Linked DNA regions of Homo sapiens: region 1 is linked to region 2. Evidence: chromatin contacts called from ENCODE Hi-C or POLR2A ChIA-PET data. All regions are on one chromosome and are shown on one strand. Each heading gives the region's core, a stretch centred on a gene start or an enhancer-like site at or near the end of the contact. The rest is flanking DNA. Distances are from core to core; before and after follow the strand shown.

Region 1 (7,499 bases), core at 2,713-5,212, 490 kb before region 2:
AAGAGAGCTGTTGCCTGCCCCTGGCTGGTGGTTCAATTCAAAAGGCCTGCAGCTCTGAACTCCAGGAGGGGAGGCTGAAGAGGACAGACTTGTTAGACAATCACAGCTGGGGGCCAGGGGTAAATTTAGCCTTTGTTCAGCCCCCAGTTATGTGTGGGATGCAGGGCTCAGGGCAATGGAGGGAGGGAAACAGGTGGCATGGGATTAACCCTGTTCCCAGGAAACCCTCCCCACTGTAATTCCTCTTCTTGGGATTCTCCCAAGGCCCAGAGCTGGGAATGGGACTGAGGTGGCTGGGCTTCCAGCCTGGTCCCTTTGGGCCCCTCCTCAGAAGTGGCTGCCAGTTGGTTGGGAGGAGTGCGGGAGAGGGATTGAATAAACTCTCATCTCTCCCCACCTGCTTTTTTCTTCCACAGATCGAGTTTAACAAGGACCAGCTGGAGGGTGAGGAGAAGCTCATCTAAGGCCACTGTCCCATCCCCAATCCCCTGGTCAGATTCTCTTTCTATTCCCCTAACCCCAGTCCTGACCTTGAAACCTCCCATACTAGTCCTCTTTTCCTCCCTTGTTCTGTTCACATAGTTTCTGAAATTCCCTTCTGTCTGGGGGTGATGGGAACCCTAGTCAGTGTCTACACTGACCCTTCCTTATACTTTAGAGTTCAAGGAGGCCTTCGAGCTGTTTGACCGAGTGGGGGATGGCAAGATCCTGTACAGCCAGTGTGGGGACGTGATGAGGGCCCTGGGCCAGAACCCCACCAACGCCGAGGTGCTCAAGGTCCTGGGGAACCCCAAGAGTGATGGTGAGGGGACCCTTGGGAACAATTTGGGTTTTTAGTTTTCAAAAGTTGGATGTTGGTAACAAAAAGAATGAGGTGGATCTCAGGACTTCAAAAACTGTCAAACACAGAAGCAGGAAAATATCCTAAATGCTGAATAGGATGAAAGCATTGTGGTAGGGTTGGGAGCTGGGTCCTATGTAATACTACAATGACCTCTCCTTTACCTCTCTCCAACCTCCAGAGCTGAAGTCGCGGCGTGTGGACTTTGAGACTTTCCTGCCCATGCTCCAGGCAGTGGCCAAGAACCGAGGCCAAGGCACATATGAGGACTACTTGGAGGGGTTTCGTGTGTTTGACAAGGAGGGGAACGGCAAAGTCATGGGAGCAGAGCTCAGACATGTTCTCACCACCCTTGGTGAGGCAGGCAAGGGGGACCAGAACTCCTTTAGAGTGGAGAGGGGGATGGGGTGGGCCAGAAAGACTGGACAGATAAGCAGAGCTAGCAGGAGGCTTACTGTCCTGCAGGTTGTCGGCAGGAGACTGAGAAGGTCAGAGCTATGGGGGTAGAATCTGAAGGACTCGCTCTTCCAGAGGCTAAAGTGCCATCCGGAGGGCAGAGGAAAAGGGATGAGGCGGGAAACCTGAATTTTCATTTTGGAAGAGACGTGTGGGTTGTGTGTTCTGGTACAAGTCTCGTAACCTCCTGGGATTGTTTCCTTGTGGGTCAATACTTTCAGCAGTACTAGGGTGAAATGGAAAGCAAGAGGCATCCATGACCAGGGGAGGATTCCCTTGAGGACTGAGGCTATGGGAGAAGAAGAGGTACCACTCTAAAGAGCGTGGCCTGGCCAGGTATGGTGGCTCACGCCTGTAATCCCAGCATTTTGGGAGACCAAGGCGGGCGGATCACCTTAGCTCGGGAGTTCGAGACCGGCCTGGCCAACATGGTAAAACCCCATCTCTATTAGTAATATAAAAACTAGGCGGGCATGGTGGCACGCACCTATAATCCCAGCTACCCAGGAGGCTGAGGCAGGAGAATCGCTGGAACCCGGGAGTCTGAGGTTGCAGTGAGCCGAGAGATCATGCCACTGTACTCCAGCCTGGGGGACAGAGCAAGGTTCTGTCTCAAAAAAAAAAAAAAAGGCCAGACACGGTGGCTCAAGCCTGTAATCCCAGCACTTTGGGAAGCCGAGGCAGGCGGATCACTTGAGATCAGGAGTTCAAGACCAGCCTGGCCAACATGGTGAAACCTCGTCTCTACTAAAAACACAAAAATTAGCCAGGCATGATGGCGGGTGCCTGTAATCCCAGCTACTTGGTAGGCTAAGGCAGGAGAATCGCTTTAACCCGGGAGGTGGAGGTTGCGGTGAGCCGAGACCGTGCCACTGTACTCCAGCCTGGGTGATAGAGCAAGACTCAGTTTAAAAAAAAGCAAAACAGCATGGGCTGGCCGGGAGCAGTGGCTCACTCCTGTAATCCTAGCACTTTGGGAGGCCAAGGCAGGAGGATCGCTTGAGCCCAGGAGTTCGAGACCAGCCTGGGCAACGTAGTGAGATTCTATCTCTATTTAAAAAAAAAAAAAGTACAAGGCTGGGCGTGGTGGCTCACACCTGTAATCTCAGCATTTTGGGAGGCCGAGATGGGCAGATCATTTGAGCTCAGGAGTTCGAGACCAGCCTGAGCAACATGGCAAAACCATGTCTCTACAAAAAAATTTAAAAATTAGCCAGGCGTGGTGGTGCACGCTTGTAGTCCCAGCTACTTCGAAGGCCGATGTGAATCACTGGAGCCCAGGAGGTGGAAGTTGCAGTGAGCCATGATGATGTCACTGCACTCCAGCCTGGGTGACAGAGGGAGACCCTATCTCAAAAAAAAAAAAAAAAAATTACAATTGTTATGTTTATATTGTTGTTTACAAAAATATATGGAAAAAGCCAGGCGCGGTGGCTCACGCCTGTAATCCTAGCACTTTGGGAGGCCGAGGCAGGTGTATGACCTGAGGTCAAGAGTTTGAGAGCAGCCTGCCCAACATGGCGAAACCTCGTCTCTACCAAAAATACAAAAAATTAGCCGGGCGCCTGTAATCCCAGCTACTCGGGAGGGTGAGGCAGGAGAATCGCGTGAACACGGGAGGCGGAGGTTGCAGTGAGCCGAGATCGCTCCGCTCCACTGCACTCCAGCCTGAGCGACAGGAGCGAAACTCCGTCTCAAAAAAAAAAAGGAAAAGCGTGGCCTGGGTGAGTGAAGGAGGGAAAGGAGGGCCTCAGACGTTGTGTCTGGGATTCAGGAGAGAAGATGACTGAGGAGGAGGTGGAGACCGTTCTGGCAGGACACGAGGACAGCAACGGCTGCATCAACTACGAGGGTGAGGGGACAAAAAAGCGGGAGCGGGGCCGAGGGAGGAGGGCAGCCTGGCGTCTTGCCGCGTGTGGGCGGGGGCACCCCTGGATTACCTAGAGTCAGATGTATTATCCAAAGGCCTGCTTCTGAAGCCCCTCTTGCCTCCTCTCTCTGCAGCCTTCTTGAAACACATCCTAAGCGTCTGAGTGCTGCAGGTAGGGCCCTCCCACCCCTTCGCCGCGCCTTACGAGGCAAGTCTCCCGCCCTTCTCTCAGCCAACATAGAAAAGCAGCGGAGTTCATTCTGCTGTCCGGTTGCTGCACGGGCTCCAGCGCTTCGCAACTTTGGTTTTTTTCCACAGATCCAGTGGGGTCCGGACACTGGGCCCCGCAGGCGAAAGCACGTTCCAGCCACCAGGAGGCCACCTATTGTTTCAAAATAAAGACTGGGTTCCTCTCTTGGTTTCAGACTGCTATTTTTTTCATGGTTGGGGGAGCAGCGGGAGACGGGGAGGGTGCTAGGAGGAGAGGGCGGGAAAAGAGGGCTCTCTCCTCTTCCAATCCTCTGATCTTCCTGCTGTTGGGAGGTGCAGATTCATTGTGCCCCAGCCCACGTCCCCCCACGACCCCCGCCCCCCCACCTCCCCCCACGACCCCCCCCACCTCCGAGCGGGTTCTGTGCCCAGGTGGCGCTGGAGAAAGGAACAGCGGACCCCGCCCAAGTCATTACTAATGTAGCAATCGTCTGCATAAACCCAGGCCACGGTTCCTATTGGCTGAGTCCTCTGAGGGTGACGTCATCGGGACGTACTAAGACTAGGGTTGGGCCGAGAGTCGGAGCCATTACTGCAGGAAAAGGTCCCGGAGAGCTGAGCAGTCAAGATGGTGGGGCCCAGGTCTTGGGAGACGGGCAGGATTGGGGACGAGAGGCAGGAAGAGACGGGTGGGGGGCGAGGAGAAGGCAGGGGTAGGAGGCAAAGGGAATCTGAGGACCCGAAAGGTTGGAGGTGGGGTTGGAAAGACTGGGGCCCTGCGGGGAAGCGAGTCTGCAGCCTGAAACAGGAGTTTGTGGGTCAGAGTTTGTGGGTCAGAGTTTGTGGGGCTGGGATAGAAACTCGGGGGATTGGCGTTCAGATGCTGACCACTTCCCTCTTCTCTGAGCAGTGTGACTTCACCGAAGACCAGACCGCAGGTAGGTTATCTCTGATCCCTACCGAGGTCACCCTTAGGGAGAGGGACACCCTCCCCCCAGCACCTATCCTCTAATCTTAATCTGTCATCTCTTTAGCACCCCCATGAGATTACCCCCTGGATTATTTTCTCTTCTTCTGGATCCTCCATTTTCTTTTCTCACTTTCTTCCTCCCTCCCCTTCCACTCTAGATCTGATCCCAAGCACTGGGTGAGTTTTAGGTGGTGTGGGTATGTGAAAAAACTTGGTCACTTAATGCCTGCTGTGTGTGGGGTCTCGGGAGGGTGTATAAAGCTGCCTGCTTTCCTTTGTCCTTTAATCAGCTACTTCTGCCTCTTTTCTCCTCTTGTGATAACTGTCCCCGCCCTCCCAGCTTGCAGTTGTGAAGATTGTAGAGCAGTGACCTGATATTCTGTGCAGATGGGGACAAGACAGGGGAGTTTGCTAAGGATATGACTGTAGCTATACCCTCTGGAAGTTCTCTTTATACTGGAGGGGTGCGAAGTGGCAGGTTGGGATGACCCTAGTCCCAGGCTGCTGCTCCCACTTCCTTATAAGGACAGGACTGAGACTGGGCGGTGGCGAATTCCTGCCCTGAGAAGTGTAGTAGCAGCAGTGGAGATTGGCAGGCCTGCCGCAGGCAGAGGGGTTGTGTAAATGGATGTTACCAGGCTGCCAGAAGGGGAGGAAGCCTCTATATAGAACACTTGAGTTGGGAGGAAGAGAAATAGAGCCCTCTTAAGTAGACTTTGGTGTACAGTTTGGTGCAGATATCTCGTTTCCTCAGCATGATCAAAGTTGAATGGGCAGCAGAGCTCTGAGGTAGGGTTTGGATTAACCCTCAAATCCTGTGTTGACATTCATCTGAATCCTCAGAGTTCAAGGAGGCCTTCCAGCTGTTTGACCGAACAGGTGATGGCAAGATCCTGTACAGCCAGTGTGGGGATGTGATGAGGGCCCTGGGCCAGAACCCTACCAACGCCGAGGTGCTCAAGGTCCTGGGGAACCCCAAGAGTGATGGTGAGGGGCCTAAAGAACAACTCCTCAGTGTGGTCATGGGCCCACAGTTCTTCAGCTAAGAGCTTCCCTTTATCTTCATAGGCCCCAAACTCAAGCAAGTCTGGATTAGCAAATCCCATGGATTTCCTTGCTTTTAGTGGGGAGTCATCTGTCATCTCTCTGTTCAGTTGAGGTCTCTATAATCCCCTGTCCTGAGAACTTGTGTTACTTCTCTGGCCTGACACTTCCACCTCCTTTATGGCAGAGATGAATGTGAAGGTGCTGGACTTTGAGCACTTTCTGCCCATGCTGCAGACAGTGGCCAAGAACAAGGACCAGGGCACCTATGAGGATTATGTCGAAGGACTTCGGGTGTTTGACAAGGAAGGAAATGGCACCGTCATGGGTGCTGAAATCCGGCATGTTCTTGTCACACTGGGTAAGGTTCTGTGTCCTTGTCCTTGAGCTGAGATGGCACCCTGAGGTACCTCACTTGTCACCCAATTCCAAAAATGCTTTCTTTCCCCCTGCAGGTGAGAAGATGACAGAGGAAGAAGTAGAGATGCTGGTGGCAGGGCATGAGGACAGCAATGGTTGTATCAACTATGAAGGTAAGAGGTGAACTGCGCTTTCTCAGAGAAAGCAGCCATATGGGGCAGGTCAAGTATAGTGTCTGGGGCTTTCCCTATCCCTGGACTTGGGCTCCAAAAAGAGCCAGGAGGCAAGGTGCAGGGCCCTGCCCAGCCCAGCCCAGGAGTGGGAGGTCAGGGCGGTATAACAGGAAAGGAAGGGGGTAGTATTGTAGAGGGTGGGAAGGAATGAGAAGTGAAATAATGGAATGTCTGTCCCCACTGCCTGACCCCTCACCCCATGTCTTTGTCTTGTCTTCACCATGAATGTCTCTTCCTTCCTGCAGCGTTTGTGAGGCATATCCTGTCGGGGTGACGGGCCCATGGGGCGGGTACGGCTCCTCCCAGCCTCTCCTCTAGTTGATCTCCCCAGTGTTTCTTTTTTCCCCAACCTGTGCTCTTTATCCCCTGCCCTTACCCTACTACCATCTGACTTCCTCCTGGCATGTTTCTGCATGGAGCTGACTAGGGAGGGGAGGGATTCCTCAAAGAGGAAGACAACCTGGGGGTACAGTACCTCCTTACCTCTAGAATGGGCCCTGAGGTTTTACTTATGCGGCCCTGGGTGCTGGTGTCTGGGAACTCTCACCAGCCTGTATACCAGTCTTGCTTTAGGGTGACCTTCTGGCCCTGGAGCATGGGTAGCTGGCATAGAGGGGTATGGGTTGCCTGCCCCATTCTGCTGCTATAGCTGAACAGTCCTTTCCCCTTCCCTCGCTGGGCAGCTTGGAGGTACCCTAACCCAAAACTCTGTCCTCTCCTCCCGCCAGTGGCTGACAGTAGCTGTAGGTGTAGTGGAGAACTTTTCTGCCTCTGCTGTGTTCTTGCTGCTTAGGTTTGGGTGGGGGACTAACAGCTGCTGGGAGGGGAGCTAGGGGCATGGAGAACTGGTCAGACTCAAGGTGGCTCCTCTGCAAACTGACCCCAGGGTTGGTTGCTGTGGGCATGTTCCCGCTTATGCTACCTTTGCAGTCTGGTAGTCCCCTGGCCCTTGGCGTACCCCTCCACAGCCCTGTTCCCTGGCTCATCCCACCTTTCCTTTCCACAGAGCTCGTCCGCATGGTGCTGAATGGCTGAGGACCTTCCCAGTCTCCCCAGAGTCCGTGCCTTTCCCTGTGTGAATTTTGTATCTAGCCTAAAGTTTCCCTAGGCTTTCTTGTCTCAGCAACTTTCCCATCTTGTCTCTCTTGGATGATGTTTGCCGTCAGCATTCACCAAATAAACTTGCTCTCTGGGCCCTCGGTTCGGTTCTTTCTTTCCTGAACAGGGTAAAGGGGAAGAAGGTGAGATGGTGATGATTTCTGCCCTGAGGCAGAGTCCAAGGTCAATCAATGGTGCAGGGGTTGAGGAAAGCTGGGGGAGGCCCTGTACTAGCCATCTGGGCTTCATTTAAAAACTACTGGCCCCATTCATCCATCTTACACAAGCTACCTCTTGGGAGATTAGGAAAGCCATAGATCCCAGTAGGACTAAGGCTGGCCATCCCTGTTCCATTCCATATCAGGCTGTCTTCTCCTACCCTTCCAGCTCCTTAAATCTGGCCCCCGCCCTCCCAAG
Region 2 (7,583 bases), core at 2,134-4,633:
AGGTGTCTACATCCTTAGCCTCATCCGAAGAAAGGCCAGATGAACCAGGTCCTCTCAAGCCTTCCCTCTTACCTCTGAACCAGCCTGGGTGAAGCGAAAGATGTTATCAATAAATAGCAGTACATCTTGACCTTCTTGGTCTCTGAAGTATTCAGCCACAGTCAGCCCAGTCAGAGCTACCCGGGCACGAGCACCAGGTGGTTCATTCATTTGACCATATACCAGCGCTACCTGCAGTAATCATACATAATCGTAAAACCTGACAAAGGAGTAGAGAAGCCACATACTGAAGGTTCCCAAATCGGAGAAACGACCACAGATCCTTTCTCAGAAGGTGTCAGCGTTTTTGTGTGCAAGTTTCTTTTCCCTATTAGAGATGCAGTTCAAAAAAAAAAGACAGCTTCTTATATTAGTAAGGCAAAACTATAGTAGAAAGGAAATAAAAACCTATTCAAGTTAAGTGAAAAGTACAAAATAGGCTTAACTGAAACATATGTACCACGTCCAATCCAGCCCTCCCAAAATTAGCTTTCAAATGATGGGACTATCTACCAAAAAGAAAACCTGGAAATGTTATTTAATGTCAGTATCAAAGAGGAAAGAAAATGTCCATTTGTGTATTGGAAGTTGGGGGGGAAAACACTAACAGGTTTCCTTTGTAGGCCCTGGGACACGAAAATGAAAATATTAACATTTTCTTAAAAAGAAAAAAAAATTAAATAGAAAATATAGAACATGGCTTCAGTTGGCAATAGTTTCCTGGCGTAACTACCACGTGGACATCAATTAGCTCAATGCTTACCTTAGAGGTGGCATCTTTTAAGTTGATAACACCAGATTCAATCATTTCATGGTATAAATCATTGCCTTCACGGGTCCTCTCACCAACACCAGCAAACACAGAGTAACCACCATGGGCTTTGGCGACATTGTTGATTAACTCCATGATCAGTACAGTCTTGCCAACTCCAGCACCACCAAAAAGCCCTATAAGAGGTTGAAAAGAAAGAATATTTAAGAGTTCTGCTTTCCTAAATAAGCAAACTTCAAAAAAAGTAATTGCTTCCTTCCATCCTATTCCTTCTCAGAAATTGCATCTGGCTTCAGCAAACTCAGAAGAACGAAAGTCAGAACGTACTCATCAGTGAGGAATAGATGTCAATATCCACTCATAACATTGTATGAGTTTTTCCTCCCATATTAGGTTTGGAAAATATGTACCCCTTAATAACATACCAATTTTGCCACCCTTGGCATAGGGAGCTAGCAGATCGACAACCTTGATACCAGTCACCAGAATTTCCTGCTCAACACTCATTTCCATGAACTCTGGAGCCTCAGCATGAATGGGAGCAAATCTGTAAAGGTAGAAGAGAGGATAGTATCTATTCACCTTGTTGAAAGCAAATGATAATCTTATATATCCCTCCCTATCAACTCTCAAGTCCATCCCTTTACCTGAGGAACCACAGTCTTACCTCCCCTTTCTTACATAAATCAGATAAACTATCATCTAGGATCTAACCCAACTTTCTGCAATAAAGAAAATTATTATCTTAGGAAACAATAATCCCATTCCCTGACTTTAACTGTCATAAATTTTTCATTTTACTGAGCCTTAACCTAACAGCATTCCCTCACATAGCAATAGCAAATACAAAAACCTACAAGTTTTGGAGACTCCTAAACCTAAGCCATAAGACCGAGTCTTAAAAATACTCAACTAGCCAGGCGCAGTGGCTCATGCCTGTTATCCCAGCACTTTGGGGGGCCGAGGTGGGGGGGGAATCACCCAAAATCAGGAGTTCGAGACCAGCCTGGCCAACATGGTGAAACCCCATCTGTACTAAAAATACAAAAATTAGCCGGGCATGATGGCATGCACCTGTAATCCCAGCTACTCAGGAGGCTGAGACAGGAGAATCACTTGAACCCAGGAGGTGGAGGTTGCAGTGAGTCGAGAGCGAAACTCCCTCTCAAAAAAAAAAACCTCAAGTAGTAGGCTTTTGTCAATCAGAAATTCTGCATCCTAATTTCTTCAGGTGAAACTGCACTGTGTGATTTTAATAATCGAACGTATCAGAAGAAAAATTCTGCTTTAGGAGAACATGTCACCTTAATGTGTAAAACTGCAAATAACAGAAGTTCCTTTGTGCATAGATGCAATAAGAGCAACTTACTGTTTGGTTTTGATGGGACCTCTTTCATCAATAGGTTCTCCAATGACATTCATGATTCTGCCCAAAGTCTCAGGACCAACAGGAATTTTGATTGGTGCACCAGAATCCAGTACTTTCTGGCCTCTAACCAAGCCTTCTGTACCATCCATAGCAATAGTCCTTACTGTGCTCTCACCTGTTAGATACAGGCATCGCAGGGTTATACATAAGGATAAATTGGTATCAAGACCTAAATCGACCAAGACTCCTTCTCAGTACCTAAATGTGGCTTCAGCAAACTCAGAAGAACGAAAGTCATTTTGATAAAATCATCATAGAAGGCAGACAGCTTGGTTTTGGGGATATTTGGGCTACACAAGGTCTTTACTATTCCTAACAAACTCTACTTACCCAAATGCTGGGCCACCTCCAAAACCAGTCTGGTCTCCCTGCCTTGCACTTCCAGGGCATTTAGAATTGGTGGTAGTCCCTCATCAAACTGGACGTCCACCACTGCGCCAATGACCGCCACGATGCGCCCGGTGGCGGCGCCTGCTTTTGGCGAAGGAGATGTTTGCGCCGCATAGTCCCTGACTAACAGACAAAAGATATTGGAAGGAGCTGGGGTCAGGCCAGTTAAAGGTCATCGGAAGCCAGGACTTAACACACAAGGAGAGGAAAACTCAGCCGAAGTCAGGCCTCTTTCCGCTTGTACGGAACGCGTGTCCAAGAGGGAAGGCCGCGCAGCGATCGATAAAGCGCCTGCACAGCCTTCCCATCCGCATGCACAAGACCCCATTTTTCGAGAGTTCAGTACCCCTATTCAACCGGAAGGTCAACGCACCTGCCCGCACCTTTTCCGTCACACAAAGGACTTTATACAAAATGGGACAGAGCTGGGTCGAAGAAACCTCCTATGGGTGTCCCATTCTTGTTCTCCAGCCATTAGAGAGCAAGACGCGGCTCCAGGCATCCTTTTAACACCACGGATCCCTTAGGCCCGAGCTACCATCGTTCCCCGGCTCAAGGTCATGGGGCGGCAAAATGGAACGTTAGCTCCTAGAGAAAAGCACTTACCAGGATGGACCGCCGTCGGAGCGGCCCGCAGTAAGAGCTGAGCTGGGGGCAGCGACGCTGAAGGGGTGAGTCTCCGCAAGGCCCCGGAGGCCGGAGCAGCGGCCACCCGACCCACAAACCCCAACATGGCGTAGTCCGGGTGGAGACTGAAGGCTGCAGCAACCGCAGCCGCCTGCTCTCCTGCCGTTGAGGCGAGGCCTACGCTGCAGTAGGCAGGTCCATTGGGTGAACTGGCTGCTCATCATTCTCTGTGCTGCTTCTACAGGTTAATACACGCTGATCTTCTCATCCATTGGTCAAAACTGGTGCTAATCTGAAACTCCTTTTTTTATTGGACAGTGTGAGGTTAGAGGGCGTCACTCTGAGCCTCAAAACTTAATTGGATCATAGCGACGTCCGTTGGACAGGGTAATCAGAGGAACTACGTTTAGGAAAGGGGCCGAGTTCCTGTTGAAAGTGCGTGGCCTGTCTTTGCCTGTCCTTGGGCTTTCTCCTTAGATAGGTCCTTGATCTAGGTGACAGCCATAGGGGCGGTGGTTAGGGAAGTGGTAGTGCGGTGAAGCACCACTGAAGGTGAGCGTGGCGAAGTCAGGAGCCCTCTTTAGAGCCAAAATAAGGTTTTTCTCTCGAAGTAGTGAGATTGCAAGCTCCCAGGCGATTGCACAGATTAGCAACCTAGACAGGATCTTTATCATTTAAACCTATTAAAATGAAATAAACTAATGTAACCAGTACTTTAGCAGGGCATTGAGGAGACTCAATAATAAGATAAATAAGACTAAGAACCTTCCTTTTAAGGTCCAGGTGAACAAACAATGCAATAATGTGATGGTTCCTGGTTAGCATAAACTGGGTGCACGAAAGACGAGGGGATAAAATTGGGTCACCTAGAGATACAGAATTGTCCACCTTGAAGGAAGCTGAGAGACCTCAGCTATGAAATGTGAATAGAAATTCTTAGGGTAGGCTGGGAGCGGTGGCTCACGCCTGTAATCCCAGTACTTTCGGAGGCCGAGGCAGGTGGATCACCTGAGGTCAGGAGTTCGAGACCAGCCTAGCTAACATGGTGAAACCCCGTCTCTACTAAAAATACAAAAATTAGCTGGGCGCGGTGGCTCACGCCTGTAATCCCAGCACTATGGGAGGCCAAGGCGGGCGGATCACGAGGTCAGGAGATCGAGACCATCCTGACTAACACAGTGAAACCCGGTCTCTACTAACAATACAAAAAATTAGCCGGGCGTGGTGGCGGGCGCCTGTAGTCCCAGCTACTTGGGAGGCTGAGGCAGGAGAATGGCGTAAATCCGAGAGGCGGAGCTTGCAGTGAGCCGAGATAGCGCCACTGCACTCCAGCTTGGGCGACAGAGTGAGACTCTCTAAAAAAATAAAATAAATATATAAAATAAAATAGGCTGGGCACGGTGGCTCACGCCTGTAATCCCAGCACTCTGGGAGGCCGAGGTGGGCAGATCATGAGGTCAAGCGATCTAGACCATCCTGGCCAACATGGTGAAACCCCGTCTCTACTAAAAATACAAAAATTAGCTGGGCGTGGTGGCGGGCGCCTGTAGTCCCAGCTACTCAGGAGGCTGAGGCAGGAGAATGGCGTGAACCTGGAAGGCGGAGGTTTCAATGAGCTGAGATCGTGCCACTGCACTCCAGCCTGGTGACAGAGCGAGACTCCGTCTCAAAAATAATAATAAAAAATAAATAAATAAATAAATAATAAAATAAGTAAAAAGGGCTGGGCTGGGCACGGCCAGCCCAGTAATCCCAACACTTTGGGAAGCCGAGGTGGGTGGATAACTTGAGCCCAGGAGTTCAATACCAGCCTGGGCAACGTGGTGAAACCTTGTCTCTAAAAAATATGTAAAAAAATAAACACACACACACACACACACACAGACACACAATTAGCCAGGTGTGGCATGTGCCAGTAGTCCCAGCTACTGGGGAAGCTGAGATGGGAATATGGCTTGAGCCCAGGAGGTAGAGGTTGCAGAGAGCTAAGATTGCACCATTGTACTCCATGCTGGCTGACGTTGTGAGACCCTGTCTCAACAAAAAAAGAAAAATAAAAAAGAAGAAAAAAAAATTAGGGCTGAAAAAAATCCTCTGGGTTTGGGTTTGGCAACTAGGAAATCATTCCATGGTGGAGTGGGATCAAAACTAATTTCAGTGGACTGCATCAAAACATAGGATTTTGGCTGGGTGTGGTGGCTTACACCTGTAATCCCTGCACTTTGGGAGGCCAAGGCCTGTAGATCACCTGAGACCAGGCTGGCCAACAAGATGAAACCCGGCCTCTACTAAAAATACAAAAAAATTAGTCCGGGCGCGGTGGCTCACTCCTATAATCCCAGCACTTAGGGAGGCCAAGGCGGGCAGATCACCTGAGGTTGGAAGTTCAAGACCAGCCTGACCAACATGGAGAAACTCGGTTTCTACTGAAAATACAAAATTAGCTGGGTGTGGTGGCCTGTAATCCCACCTATTTGGGAGGCTGGGACAAAAGAATCACTTGAACCCAGGAGGCGGAGGTTGCGGTGAGCTGAGATTGCACCATTGCGCTCCAGCCTGGGCAACAAGAGTGTAACTCCATCTCAAAAAAAAAGAGAATATTGCATATTGCCACTGGAGCCAGGCTGGGAATCTTGTGTTTGCCACTCACTAGCTGTCATTGGGCAAGTTATTTAATCTCTTTACATCAGTTTCCTCATCCATAAAAGGGATACTACTACTAACAATGGGGATTATATCCTAGGATTGTTTTGAGAATTAAGTAGACTAATATAAGAAAGAAGCATTGAGAACAATGCCTGGCACAAAATTAGCCCTATATATACATGATATTATTATTTTTGTTTACTATTGACTAATGTCAATGTTATCCTATCCAATCCATTCAATAATTTGTTCCTCTCATACATTTTGTGAGCAGAGTCTGTTTAGTATAATGCCCTTGAAAAAGTAATATAGGGCAAATAATGTTGAGGATGTTTTTTAAATTCTAGACAATGTGGGTTGCTTAAAAAAAAAGCAGAGATGAAAAAGAAATCAAAATAAAGATTCCTTTTGTCATTTGTGAGCCTGTTATATCATATCTATGGCCTCATCTGTTTCTGACCTGAACAAGGATAATTTTACAGGCTGGGCATGGTGGCTTGCGCCTATAATCCCAGCACTTTGGAATGCTGATATGGGGGCATTACATGAGTCCAGGAGTTGGAGACCAGCTTGGGCAACATGGTGAAACCCTGTTTCTACAAAAATACAAAAATTAGCCAGGCATGGTGGTATATGTCTGTATTCCCAGCTACTGGGAAGGCTAAGATGGGAGGATGGCTTGAGCCCAGGAGGTAGAGGTTGTAGTGAGCTAAGATTGCACCATTGCAGGAGGCTACTCAGGAAGCTGAGGTGGGAGGATTGCTTGAGCCTAGGAGATGGAGGTTGCAGTGAGCCAATATCTGCGACACTGCACTCCAGCCTGGGCAACATAGTGAGACCCCCATCTCAAAAAAAAAGAGATAATTTTATATAAAAGTGAAGAAGCTCCAAGACTTCCTCCCTCTCCCAACCTTTCCAGCAAGACTTAATCTGATTTGAGAACTTTGGTTTTGTATCATCAATTTGGGTCTTGGCAAAATTAGAGTATTATTAACCATTAAACACATTACTCTGTCATTTTTTTCTTTTTTTTGAGATGCAGTATCAATCTTGTTGCCCAGGCTGGAGTGCAATGGTGCTATCTCGGCTCGCTGCAACCTATGCTTCCCAGGTTCAAGTGATTCTCCTGCCTCAGCCTCCCAAGTAGCTGGGACTACAGGTGCGCACCACCATGCCTGGCTAATTTTTTTGTATTTTTACTAGAGACAGGGTTTCACTATGTTGGCCAGGCTGGTCTCGAACTCCTGAACTCAGGTGATCCGCCCACCTGGAACTCCCAAAGTATTGGGATTACAGACGTGTGTCACTGCCCCCTGCCTACTCTGACATTTCTTTTTTTTTGAGACAGAGTCTTGCTCTGTCACCCAGGCTGGAGTACGGTGGCACAAACTCGGCTCACTGCAACCTCCGCCTCCCAGGTTCAAGCAATTCTCCTGCCTCAGCCTCCTGAGTAGCTGGGATTACAAGCGCACACCACCACACCTGGCTAATATTTTGTATTTTTAGGAGAGATGGGGTTTCACCATGTTGGCCAGGCTGGTCTTGAACTCCTGACCTCGTGATCCACCCACCTCGGCCTCCCAAAGTGCTGGGATTACAGGCATGAGCCATTGCTCCTGGCCTACTTTGACATTTCTTTTTTTTTTTTTTGAGTCAGAGTCTCGCTCTGTTGCCCAGGCT

What was found. Hi-C counts contacts between places; a loop is a spot of excess contacts on that map. ChIA-PET counts read pairs that join two places held with the same protein, here RNA polymerase II (POLR2A). Pooled maps may share reads with other maps.
Region 1: a loop to region 2 is called in a pooled map, with 5 times the contacts of the local background. The contact joins the promoter of MYL6 here to the promoter of ATP5F1B in region 2. A Hi-C loop is called at or near these places in 1 of 168 maps with a recorded cell type or tissue (gastrocnemius medialis), 3 of 37 single-sample maps with no recorded cell type and 9 of 50 pooled maps. POLR2A ChIA-PET finds 5 or more read pairs at or near these places in 6 of 52 experiments (Caco-2, H1, MCF 10A and 3 more).

The regions. Positions count from the first base shown.
Region 1 is chr12:56,154,397-56,161,895 of GRCh38, forward strand. MYL6 (myosin light chain 6) reads left to right here and starts at 3,963. Exons shown (of 7, transcript NM_021019.5): 1 at 3,963-4,008; 2 at 4,288-4,315; 3 at 5,191-5,334; 4 at 5,579-5,752; 5 at 5,847-5,924; 6 at 6,230-6,274; 7 at 6,991-7,183. The coding sequence starts at 4,006. The coding sequence ends at 6,258. It overlaps MYL6B (myosin light chain 6B), which reads left to right. Exons shown (of 8, transcript NM_002475.5): 3 at 417-444; 4 at 659-802; 5 at 1,023-1,196; 6 at 3,072-3,149; 7 at 3,302-3,339; 8 at 3,486-3,586. The coding sequence ends at 3,330. MYL6B-AS1 (MYL6B antisense RNA 1) reads right to left here and starts at 3,829. Exons shown (of 3, transcript NR_186043.1): 1 at 3,787-3,829; 2 at 3,238-3,549. RefSeq lists enhancers at 2,962-3,071, 5,082-5,151, 5,192-5,261, 6,232-6,854, 6,855-7,475 and silencers at 3,692-3,861, 4,232-4,411.
Region 2 is chr12:56,642,601-56,650,183 of GRCh38, forward strand. It overlaps ATP5F1B (ATP synthase F1 subunit beta), which reads right to left and starts at 3,384. Exons shown (of 10, transcript NM_001686.4): 1 at 3,237-3,384; 2 at 2,571-2,753; 3 at 2,181-2,355; 4 at 1,237-1,358; 5 at 803-987; 6 at 73-231. The coding sequence starts at 3,363. SNORD59A (small nucleolar RNA, C/D box 59A) reads right to left here and starts at 2,501; the gene lies at 2,427-2,501. SNORD59B (small nucleolar RNA, C/D box 59B) reads right to left here and starts at 1,154; the gene lies at 1,080-1,154. RefSeq lists enhancers at 2,482-3,192, 3,142-3,471, 3,193-3,901.